2 separate regions of the Homo sapiens genome follow, and region 2 is linked to region 1. The links are chromatin loops, found by intact Hi-C in ENCODE. Cell type or tissue: pancreas. All regions are shown on one strand. Each heading gives the region's core, and the rest is flanking DNA. Links, peaks and the distances in the headings are about the cores only. Region 1 has its middle 72 kb from the start of ASTN2. Region 2 has its middle 140 kb from the start of ASTN2.

Region 1 (5,388 bases), core at 334-5,333:
AATTTTGTTAAGAATTGAGGATTTAGGCTGGGCATGGTGGCTCATGCCTATAACCCCAGCACTTTGGGAGGCTGAAGTGGGCAGATCATCTGAGGTCAGGAGTTCCAGACCAGCCTGGCCAACATGGTGAAACCCTGTTTCTACTAAAAATACAAAATATTAGCTGGGCATGGTGGTACAAGCCTATAATCCCAGCTACTTGAGAGGCCGAGGCAGGAAAATCGCTTGAATCCAGGAGGTGGAGGTTGTAGTGAGTGGAGATTGTGTCACTGAACTCGAGTGTGGGCGACAGAGAGAGACCCTGTCTCAGAAAAAAAAAAAAATTGGGGATTTAATAATGAATAGGACACTGTTGCTGCTCTCTTAGCACATACACATGCTAATAAATACACTCCCCACTCCCTAAACTTTGAGGATTCAATGATTGAAAACCTAGGCACTGGACCTAAATGAACTTATTTTATCACTTCTTTACCATGTACTAGTCAGTGGAACTTAGGCAAGTCACTTTACCTTGTTAAACTTCAGTTTTCTTATCTGTAAAATGAGGAAAATAATACCTACCTCATAGAATTGTGTTAATCATGGAATGAGGCAAACAACATAAAACATTTAACATACTGCTGGGAAAAGCAAGTAGAAATAAGAGCAATAGTCATTGTAATTGTTATAGACAGAAGCCTTGAATCCATGGCTTCCTTCTCCAACTCTCAGCTTAAGTGACCTTAGATAAGTAACGCTCCATTTCTGGGTCTCAGTAAAATGAAGGGATTGGGCTACCCTCTTGTGGGCTATGAATCTTACCTTCTCTCCTCTAAGTGACTCTTGGGTTCATCACTGTTCCCCTCTTCTGAAGGCTGACCATCTATTCCATCCACCCCATGCTAATGTAGCCCAGCCAAGGTAGAGATGGCTGAATCCCCGTGTTTCAGCAAAGTAAAGGAGATGACAAAACTTTGGTTTTAGGCAATCCAGCTAGGTTCCCAGGCTGCCCACTGGCTATCCCTGGCTGCTTAGAATACATATCAGTGCCAGCCTGCAGTGATCATGAACAAAGCCATTAGAGAAAAGATGGTAGTATTTTTATTTTTAACCAAATGACTCACTCCCCCTCCGGCTGTGAGCTGTCAAAGGCACAGGAAGGGAACAGAAGATGTTAGAAATGCAAGTTCATGATACTTTCACCCCCATTGGGAGCCAACCACAGGGGATGCCACACAATCTTGCTCAGCTTAATCAGGCCTAGAAAAAGGTGTTTAAACCAAAGAGACTGTCTCAGGGCTGTAACTTTAAGAAAAAGGAAAAGAAGAGCAATCACATGACCAGTAGGGGACAGTGGCAGAATTAGAACAATTACAACGACTAGAGATGAAGGAATGTGTTAATTAACATTAAGGGCTGAGAACTTCCTGGACTCTGATTTCCAGATGTTGGCTTAGATCAGGAGCTTTTAAGTTGTGCTTTGCAGAGTCCTAGAAGTTCCCTGGGAGCCTTTCATGGGGTCCATGTCTTCTCCTCTGCTTCAGCTGGATTGGCTCTCCTGTATCTATTTCACTTATTAAAGTCATAAGAATTTAATGTAATTATTGGGTCTTTATTATGTGCCAGGCATTGCACTAAACACTCAATAAGTGTGAAGTCATTTAACTTTATAACAATCTTATGAAATATTTACAATTACGATTGCTATTTTACACTTTATGAAATGAAGGCTTAATGCCAAGGTAAATCACTTGCCCTGAGTTAGAAGGCTAATAAGCAGCTTTGAACTAGAAATCAGACCTGTCTATCTGCAAAGCCCATTTTCTTAACTGCAACGCTACTATGGTTCCCCATGCTGGGTTTCCGTGTAAGCTTTTATTTTCAAAAAGTGCTCCATAGTTATTTTAAAAGGAATAAAATAAAAGTCTAAAAGTGACTGATTAGATGTTCTGAGATCCCTCCCAGCTCTAAATTTCTAAATTTTATGATTTATAGAAGAAAAAGCAGAGGCTGCGTTACAAAAACTGATGGTGAGGGACAATGGATGGGGTGTGAGTTAATAATAGCAGCTAATATCACAGCACTTAATAGGTCAAGTGATGCTCTAAACCCTTCATACACATTAACTTATTTAACCCTTGCACCAACCTTCTGTGGTCAGTGCTATCATTATTCCCATTTCTAGATAAGGAAATACAACACAAGAGGTTATAACTTTCAAGGTCACACAAATAGAGGGTAGCAGGCCAGGTTCCAGAGCCTGTATTCCTTGCTACTGTGCTCTGCTGAGATGACTTAGTCTGGGAGAAAACGATTTTCCTTAATATTGGCATTTAGTTTTCAACATCACACCAATGCAAATTTATGTAAATAGACACGCAGATCAGCTGCTATCCTGGCATTGGTGCCAGCTTCCCCTCAGGGACATTGATGCAACAAAATTTGGCCATTGTCACTGATTTGAGCTATCACAGTGGTAGACATTTCAATAATTCCCCACATTTCTTAGGCTTGGAAGACATAAATGAATGTATATTATATAGCTATGGGGCTATACATGCTGAACTTCTGCATCTTTTTCAGAGAAGTATCTCTAGAAAATATCCAATTGTGGATAGTTGGTATGCATCAAAAATGAGATAATGATACCTTGCTTCTGCCTATGACTGCATTTTCATACCCATTGCTGCATTTGGGCCTTGCCGCAGTCCTACAAAAAAGGAAAAGCAAAGGTGATCACTCCTCATACGTGGGAGACAGCAGGACAGAGGACGAAGGGGCTTGCTTAGGATTCTGCTGAAATTTGTTGGCTTGGTTTATCTTCCTATGACTCCTACCCTCTTCACTATTGATTTTTCCATACACTGCCATACTGCTTTCTTTGCTGGATGCAGAAAAGCTAGTGTACAGTTTACCCCATAGAAGTAAAGGGAAAGGAAACTGCCTCACCTGTCCCTTTATCTGCATTCACAGAAGATCAGCATTCAAGTACAATAGAGAGAAACTAGGTTTTGCTGAGTAACTACTATGTCTGGCAGAGTGTCTTGCGTTTTGGATAGGCTAACCATATAATTTATTGCCTTTTGAGAATGAAAGGGGTGCCGTTCACAATTACATCAGGACCACAAGCAAAAACTGAGACCATCCTGGGGAAATCAGGACGTGTGGTCACCCTTGCTGAAAAGCTAATATTCATTTCATATTCACCATAGTCCTCTAATGTAGGTGACTTTTCTCTTTGTTCTGAGTCTCTGAAAGGTAAATCATGCCCAGGGTCACATAGCAGATCTGTCTGTTCGATTCTAAAACCCTGGGTTAAGGCACACATCAGAGACGGGGACTCTTGACACTCCAGCCACACAAGAGCTGACCCTAGCGGTTGCTTGGCTGTCAAGCCTTTTCCTCCCCATCACATTCCCAGCCATCGTCCTTGGCCCGGGGAGCTTGGGTGGGGTGTGATGACTGTGCTGCCCCAGCAGAGGGCAGTGTTGCCATGCCTGCCAAGGCGGAGGGCTACAGGAAACGGGAGGGAGCCTGGGCTACGCAGGCCTGGTGGCCGGTGCCGCGTCCCTAAAACAGCCAGCCTTATAGGGCTGCCTCCAAACCAGCTGCTTTTCTGGCTCCCATCCCCTCAAGCCTCACCGTGGATAAACGTACTGTCCCCCTCACCTGTCTATTGGCTCCCATGATACAACACCTGAACAAATTGAAGAGCTCTGTGACACCTGGGGTGGAAAAAGACCCGGGGAGGGTTTCCAGATTGGAAACAGGAACTGTTGCCATTTTCTTGTTTGCTCAGAATTACTCCAGAGCTGGGAGTGCTGTTGACATATGTGTTACCACTTAATCTTTCATAAGAAATCCTTTTCATGGGGGAGCTGAGCTCTGGATCCGCGCCAGTTTAGATAATTACATTCCCCCAGAAGACTGAAGCTGTGACGGCTGCATTCTTTTTCTGCTAAGAGTTAGGAGTTTCAAGGGTACAGGTTGGGCAAGGGGGCTGGGAGTAGGGGTAGGTGACATCGTGGTCCTTAGGAAAACGATAACCGGGGTTTGGTGAGGAAAAGTTAACTTCAAAGTGTCACCCAGTAACAGTTTTTTTTTTTTTTCCTTCCCTTGGACTTCATTCAGTGTGAAATTCATTTGTAGTTTTTGTCTGTAACTAGAATTCAATTTTTGCTCTTTTAAAAGAAACCTGATTTACAGAGGGTGTGAAACAAAGCAGAAAATGATAAGAGGAGGGAAAAATAACAATTCAGATGGGAAAAAAAAAAGAGAAAGAAAAAAGTCCTTTTAACAATTTCTCTGATCTAAAGTGGTTGGGACAGCATTTTTATATTAAGTTCAGCATTTTGTCAGAAGGGGATGAGAGTGCCCTGTGATCCTCGAATGAAGTATTGCTGGTGATTTTATACCCTCCTGCTGGCATAGATCTTAATCAACCAGAAAACTTCAAAATGACAAACAAACAAAAGACAGCTTTGCTCTCTGAGGTTCATTAGCTCAGGCCAAGGTTGAGATGCATCAGGAGGAGAGGCACCAGAAATAGGCGAGCTTGAGAAGTCACTTTGTGGGTAATTCCACCACCCACTTCCTCCTGCCACCCCCCACCCAGGCCAGCTCTGCCTCCTCCAGTGACCAGAGGCTGGGTCACCGGAGTTGATGGTGAGAGGAGTGGAGGCCAATGGTGCAGCTGATGGGGCAGGAAGGAGGAAGGGACTCTCTGGTGTGCCGCCGCATTCAGAGCCTAAAGTTATTTGCCTCTGCTTTCAAGGATATCTGCTGGCATCATGAGAATCAGAGCAAATCCAGACCAAGCTTTATCTCCTCCTTCCCAGCCCAGTTCCTCTTCTTCTGCTCGTTTATTATGTTTAGAAGGCCCCCTGTCTCCTGGAGATCTGAATTGAAACCTCAGAGAGGCCGGACACAGTGGCTGATGCCTGTAATCCCAGCACTGGGAGGCTGAGGCAGGTGGATCACTTGAGGTCAGGAGTTCGAGACCAGCCTGGCCACCATGGTGAAACTCTGTCTCTACTAAAACTACAAAAATTAGCTGGGCATGGTAGTGCGTGCTTGTAATACCAGCTACTCAGGAGGCTGAGGCACGAGAATTGCTTGAACCCGGGAGGCGGAGTTTGCAGTGAGCTGAGATCCAGTGCGAGAACACAGTGAGACTCTATCTCAAAAAAAAAAAAAAAAAAAACCTCAGAGAAACATTCCTCCCCCTTTTCTGTGATCAGTTTTCACGTCCTATCAAAGCATCATCTAAATCTGTCTCTTTCTTGCACATCTCATCCTCTTTCATAGCTCCAGGTCTGGCCCTTGATATCTTCCTCCTCACTAGTTTCCCAGCTGTTCTCCCTACTTTCCTACTTACAACCACCAAATTAAACCTCATTAAACCGA
Region 2 (5,388 bases), core at 168-5,167, 69 kb after region 1:
AAAATATCATAAAAGTAAACACCCCGTCTCTACTAAAAATACAAAAAATTAGCCGGGCATGGTGGCGGGTGCCTGTAGTCCCAGCTACGCGGGAGGCTGAGGCAGGAGAATGGCGTGAACCCGGGAGGCGGAGCTTGCAGTGAGCTGCGATCGCGCCACTGCATTCCAGCCTGGGCAGCAGAGCGAGACTGCGTCTCAAAAAAAAAAAAAAAAAAAAAGTAAACAATACGCAGCCAATCTGAAAGCATAGAAAGGGAGATCTTCACTAGCTGGACATGGTGATGTGCACCTGTTGTCCCCAGCTACTTGGAAAGCTGAGGTGGGAGGATCACTTGAGCCCAGGAGTTTGAGGCTGCAGTGAGCTATGATTGTGCCAGGGTGACAGAGCAAGACTTGACTCAAAAATAATAAATGCATAAATAAATGAATAAACGGAAAGGGAGTGTGGAAATGCCAGCATTGAAGGGGGACCTTAAGTTGGAGCAGAGAAGTGAGACTGATTCAAAACCTGTCACAGAAGTGGGAAAAGATTATGTATGAATCTGAGTCATTTTTACCTGGGGGAACCGGAACCCTGAACAAAGAAGGATGGCTCAAAGAATATCCCAGCTATGCAATGGGGACTCTACCACCAGTCCCCAACTTCCAGGACCGTAAGTTGAACCTTGTGAGTAACAAGAATCATTGGCTTAAGACAAATATACCTGTGAAATTCAAGTTCACATAACCTTTAGGATGTTAAGTCTCCAAGATGAAACATTAATAATAAAAATATTAGGCTCCAGGTTTGTGAAATCTATAGGAATGCTTCTATAATATAGAACACAAAATATAACTATAAACCTTTACTGAAATGACTTTCTGGTAAAAATTAAGCATCACACAAAGAACAAACCACAATGAATAATCAGCATAGGAAGCAAGTGGAAGAACCAATGCTTTATGAATTGGATAATTGTAAAATCCAAAAGATGTTGTAAAGTAAGTATATTTAAAATGGTAAAAGAGATAGATGGATGTAAGAATATATTAGTCAAGAACAACAGAATATATAGAAAGATTAGAAGTATTTTTTTAAAAAATGAATAGAAACTCTAGAAATTAACGGAGTTGTAGACATTACAAACCATGGATGGACAATACAGTCAAATGGAGGAGAAGATAATTCTTGAACTGGAATATAGCTCCGAAGAAATCAACGAGAATGCAGTTCAATGATACAAAGAGATGAAAGATAAAATTAGACCTACAGAATAACATAAAAATATCCTGCATGCACCTATTCGAGAGAATGTTATTCCAGGGGAGAGTGATGTTCATAGACAAACAGACATTTTTTTCCGGTTTTAAAAAATGGATCAAACAACCTATATAGTCCTGGCAAGACAAATAAACACAAGTCCATACCCAAGATATCTTATATCGATAGGATAGAATATCAAAGAGAAATTCTTAAAAGGTACAAGAAAGGAAAGTGAGATCATCAACAAAGGGATGACTGTTAGCCTGACAACTGTCAACCTAACATTTTACACTTAGGTTAAACCATAATTTGGAAGTAAAATTTACATGAAAACATTTGCAGACAGGAAGCAGACTTGTTAACTCACTGGCCTCTTCAAAAGGACTATAAAAGGGTGAACTGAAGTAAAAAGGAAACTGAAGGTAAATAAACAGTGTGGGATAAAAGAGATGACATTGAGTAAATATTATTAAATTAAGTACAGTTAATGTTAAATAAGTATAAACTTCGAATGTATGCATAAATGTGTGTATATACGCATATGCACATACAATAATGGAAAGGTTAAAAAGAGTAGAAATAAAATACTTTCCAATTACATAGAAGATACAAAAAGGGATTTCATAGTTAGAGGGTCCTATGCACTTCATGGTATTCACATAGAAAATAGAAATGCAGATTAATTTTAAACCTTATTAAATATAGTATGCATGTTAAAATTAAAGAATATTCTCTAAATTAATCCAAATGGAATGTATAATTTACAATTAAAAATGAGGAAATAAAGATAACTTTATCAATCTAGTAGAAGGCATATAAGAAGTTTAAAAGAAGCCAAAATAAGGCACAGTAATAGAATGCAACCTGGCAACGGAAATGAATGTCTAATCTGTGTGTATTGAGGTGGATAGGTCACAAAAACATAACAATCAGAGTAAAAGAGAAAGTGGGCAAAGTTTATATATGGTGTTAACTTACATAACTCTGCTAACACATGAAAACATGCCATTCTCGTGGATATGTACAAATACAGAAACATGATTGTGAAGTGCTTACACCATTACCAGGGTAGGAATTGGTTCCAAAGATTGAAAAAGAAAAGTATAGAATTAAAAAGAGCCACAAAAATGTTTTCTACCATATTGGTAATCTTTAATTCTGTGTAAGTTTGGAAGCATCTGTGAAAAACTGTTGACATTAGTTAAATCTAATTAGGGAATATGTGAATGTTTTATTATATTGTATTATCCTGATACTTTTCTATAAAATTGAAACATACCTAGAAAGAAGATTCTACTTAGGATACCTCTCTGTCTCTAAACAGTGTCTGATATCTCTTTTCTGTCTCGTAGCACCATGCACTTAACTTTGGACAGTGCCTATCAGACGGCTTTGGTGGTATTTTGGGGAAGCAGAGCCTGAGACAGGGGTTTGGGTTCATGTGATTTATAGAGGGAAAGCTCTTCAGTAAAAACCTGTAATGGAGGAAGTTAAGTCGGTTAAGATAGGGGAAAGAGCCAACCACAGACATGATCTGAGGCAGAGTCTAGCCTTAGCTTGATCCACAGGGATAAGACTCTGGAGCAAAAAACCACAGCACAGGGTTTTCTCCTTTGAAGTAAGATGCCTGCCGTTTGTTTATTAGTATCCATTTGGCTGTGGGCTGCCCCCTAGTGGAGGTGAGTGGGTCTGAGAAGCCAAGTACAGTTCTCCCAAGAAGGGAGTGGGGGCGGCTGGGAACTCAAAACAGTAGTCAACACTCAGAACAGCTAGACCTTTGATGCATGGACCCTGCAAAGGCCATCTGGGTAGGGCAATAATCAACTTCTACCACACCTGTATCATTCTTATACATTCATGTACCTCTCTAATGCACTTTCTCTACTCTTCTGGACCCCAAGTTCCTTAAATCTGGGGCCAGGTAGAACAAATCAGGGTTGATCAGGTCCTACTCAGCTTTTTTTTTTTTTTTTTACCTCCAGGAGTAGCACAGTGTTTCATACATGATAATCTACATGTTTAGTGACCTGAAATAAGCAGGAAGAAAATGACTCTGCAATACTAAAAAGGGAATGTCAATAGGAAAAAGGCCTAAAGTCTATTTTTACTTCTGCATTCCTGAGGTTGTTGGTGGAAGGCTGACTTTTTTTTTCCTATTTTTTTTTTTTATTTTTAAAATTGACATAGAAAATGGCATGTATTTATCAGGCACAATATGATGTTTTGAGGTATTTATCATCAGGGAAATGTAAGTTAAAACCACAATGAGATATCACCTCACTCCTGCTACAATGTCTATTATCAGAAAGACAAAAGATCTTCATGTTGGTGAGGATGTGGAAAAAAGGGAAACCTTGTGCATTGTTGGTGAAAATGTAAATTATTATAGCCACTATGGAAAACATGATGGAGACTTCTCAAAAAATTGAAAATAGAACTACCATATGATCCAGCAATCCCACTACCAGGTATTTATCCAAAGCAAATGAAATCAGCATGTTGAAGAGATATTTGTTCTTCCACATCTATTGAAACATTGTGCACAATAGCCAAGATATGGAAGCAATTTAAGTGTCCATCAAAAGATGAGTAGCTAAAAATATATATATATAGCATCTATATGCAATGGAATACTGACTTGTTGACAACCTGATAAAGATATGTGCATGCATGCATCCATTCATCAAGCATTTATTCAGCACCTACTATGTACTAGGCACTGGAGTTTAAAAGCTGTATATATTATGCTTATGTCCTCAAAGAAGTTACATTACATTCAAATGAATAAGACATCTGATTTTTACCAACTTATATCTATTGAGGGCTCAGCTTCTAGAACCTGTGAGAGCTACCATGCTGAATAATTGATGCTACCCGCCCATAAGCCCTTAGATTCAGAAAAGGAAATGGGCATACATGCAAAAAAATTCTGATACTTGATAAACTGTTACATGTAAAATAAACTGAATTCAACAATGTGACATATGTTCAGTGCATGATGTAATTTGTTCATCCATTCAGCTATTCATTTGTTCACTTCTTGTTTGATCAAATATTTAATAAGGGCCTATTGCATACTAAACACCAGAAGTACTTGGTATAAAGTATTGGATAAGGCAACATAATTCATACATTTACAGCTTATAGACTAACAGGAAAGACAAATATTCTAGAGATACTCATAAGTAAATATATAATGACAAGCTGCAATAACCCTATGAATGAAGAAAACCAAGTATCATGAAGCAAGATAATGGGCAAGACCCTGAGTTGGCTTAAGGAGTTATCAAAAGCATCTCAAATTTACCTTTTTTGTTTGTTATGAATGAAAAAATAGGATAAGCAAGTAAAGAGAGAGAGAAAGAGTATTCCACATGAGGGGAAAAGAATCACAACGTTTCTGATGTTGGCTTGCATTTCCCACTGCAGTACAGAAAATTGGAAAATGGCTGGAGTGAGATCTCAAGGGCCAGATCATGCTTTACTTTGCAGGTCTCATTAAGATATTTGAATTTTATTCCAAATATTAAAGGAGGCCACCAGGAAGTTCAAGCATAGGAGTGACTTGGACTGATTTGTGCTTTTAAAAGGATTCGTCTATTAAAGTGGAGAATGGGTTAGAGAAAAACAAGACTGGGATGAGAAAAAAAGACTGTTGTCCAGTAGTCAAATGAGAGTGGCTTAAAGTAGGCAGGAGAGATTTAACATATATGTTGAGGGTTGAGTGGATAGACAAAGCTGGGAGATGGATTGAAGATGAGGCATGAAGAAGAAGAAGTATAAGAATAATTTCAGATTTGGGGGCTTAAGCAACCGGGAAGATGAAAGAACTATTAGCTGAGATGGAGAAGAATGGAGCAGAGATTAATTCTGCCTAATAGAAGGCCCTTTGGGGTATCCCAAGAAGGTCCCTTGGGATAGGGAATATCTGGACAGGAGTTTGAAAGGAGAACATTTAAAAAGGTTAATATGGGAAAAGGGTGGTTGTTCTAGGCAGAGAGAACAATGTGAACAAAAGCCTGAGGATGCAAGAGTGCATGGCTCGGAGAATGGCAGTAAGAGTATGGCATTGCATATGCAAAGTTGCACAGTGTGGGGATGTTGTTTTCAGCATACAAGATTGAAAAGTTAAGTAGACATGAGGA

What was found. Hi-C counts contacts between places; a loop is a spot of excess contacts. Peaks named below come from ENCODE experiments on the same cell type or tissue, not always from the same donor. Only the 100,000 strongest peaks of a DNase experiment are listed, where the experiment ranks them.
Region 2: it touches region 1 in a loop (2.8-fold over the local background); 19 of 110 quality-filtered maps call a loop at or near these places.

The regions. Positions count from the first base shown.
Region 1 is chr9:117,484,238-117,489,625 of GRCh38, forward strand. No RefSeq gene overlaps it. Among named protein-coding and RNA genes, the nearest start is that of ASTN2, 72 kb to the left of the region's middle. RefSeq lists an enhancer at 3,546-3,705. In pancreas, for the core only: a CTCF peak has its summit at 3,455 (motif pointing right); a DNase peak (open chromatin) is centred at 3,484; H3K4me3 peaks cover 223 bases; H3K27ac peaks cover 906 bases.
Region 2 is chr9:117,553,512-117,558,899 of GRCh38, forward strand. No RefSeq gene overlaps it. Among named protein-coding and RNA genes, the nearest start is that of ASTN2, 140 kb to the left of the region's middle. In pancreas, for the core only: a CTCF peak has its summit at 2,929 (motif pointing left); a DNase peak (open chromatin) is centred at 2,930.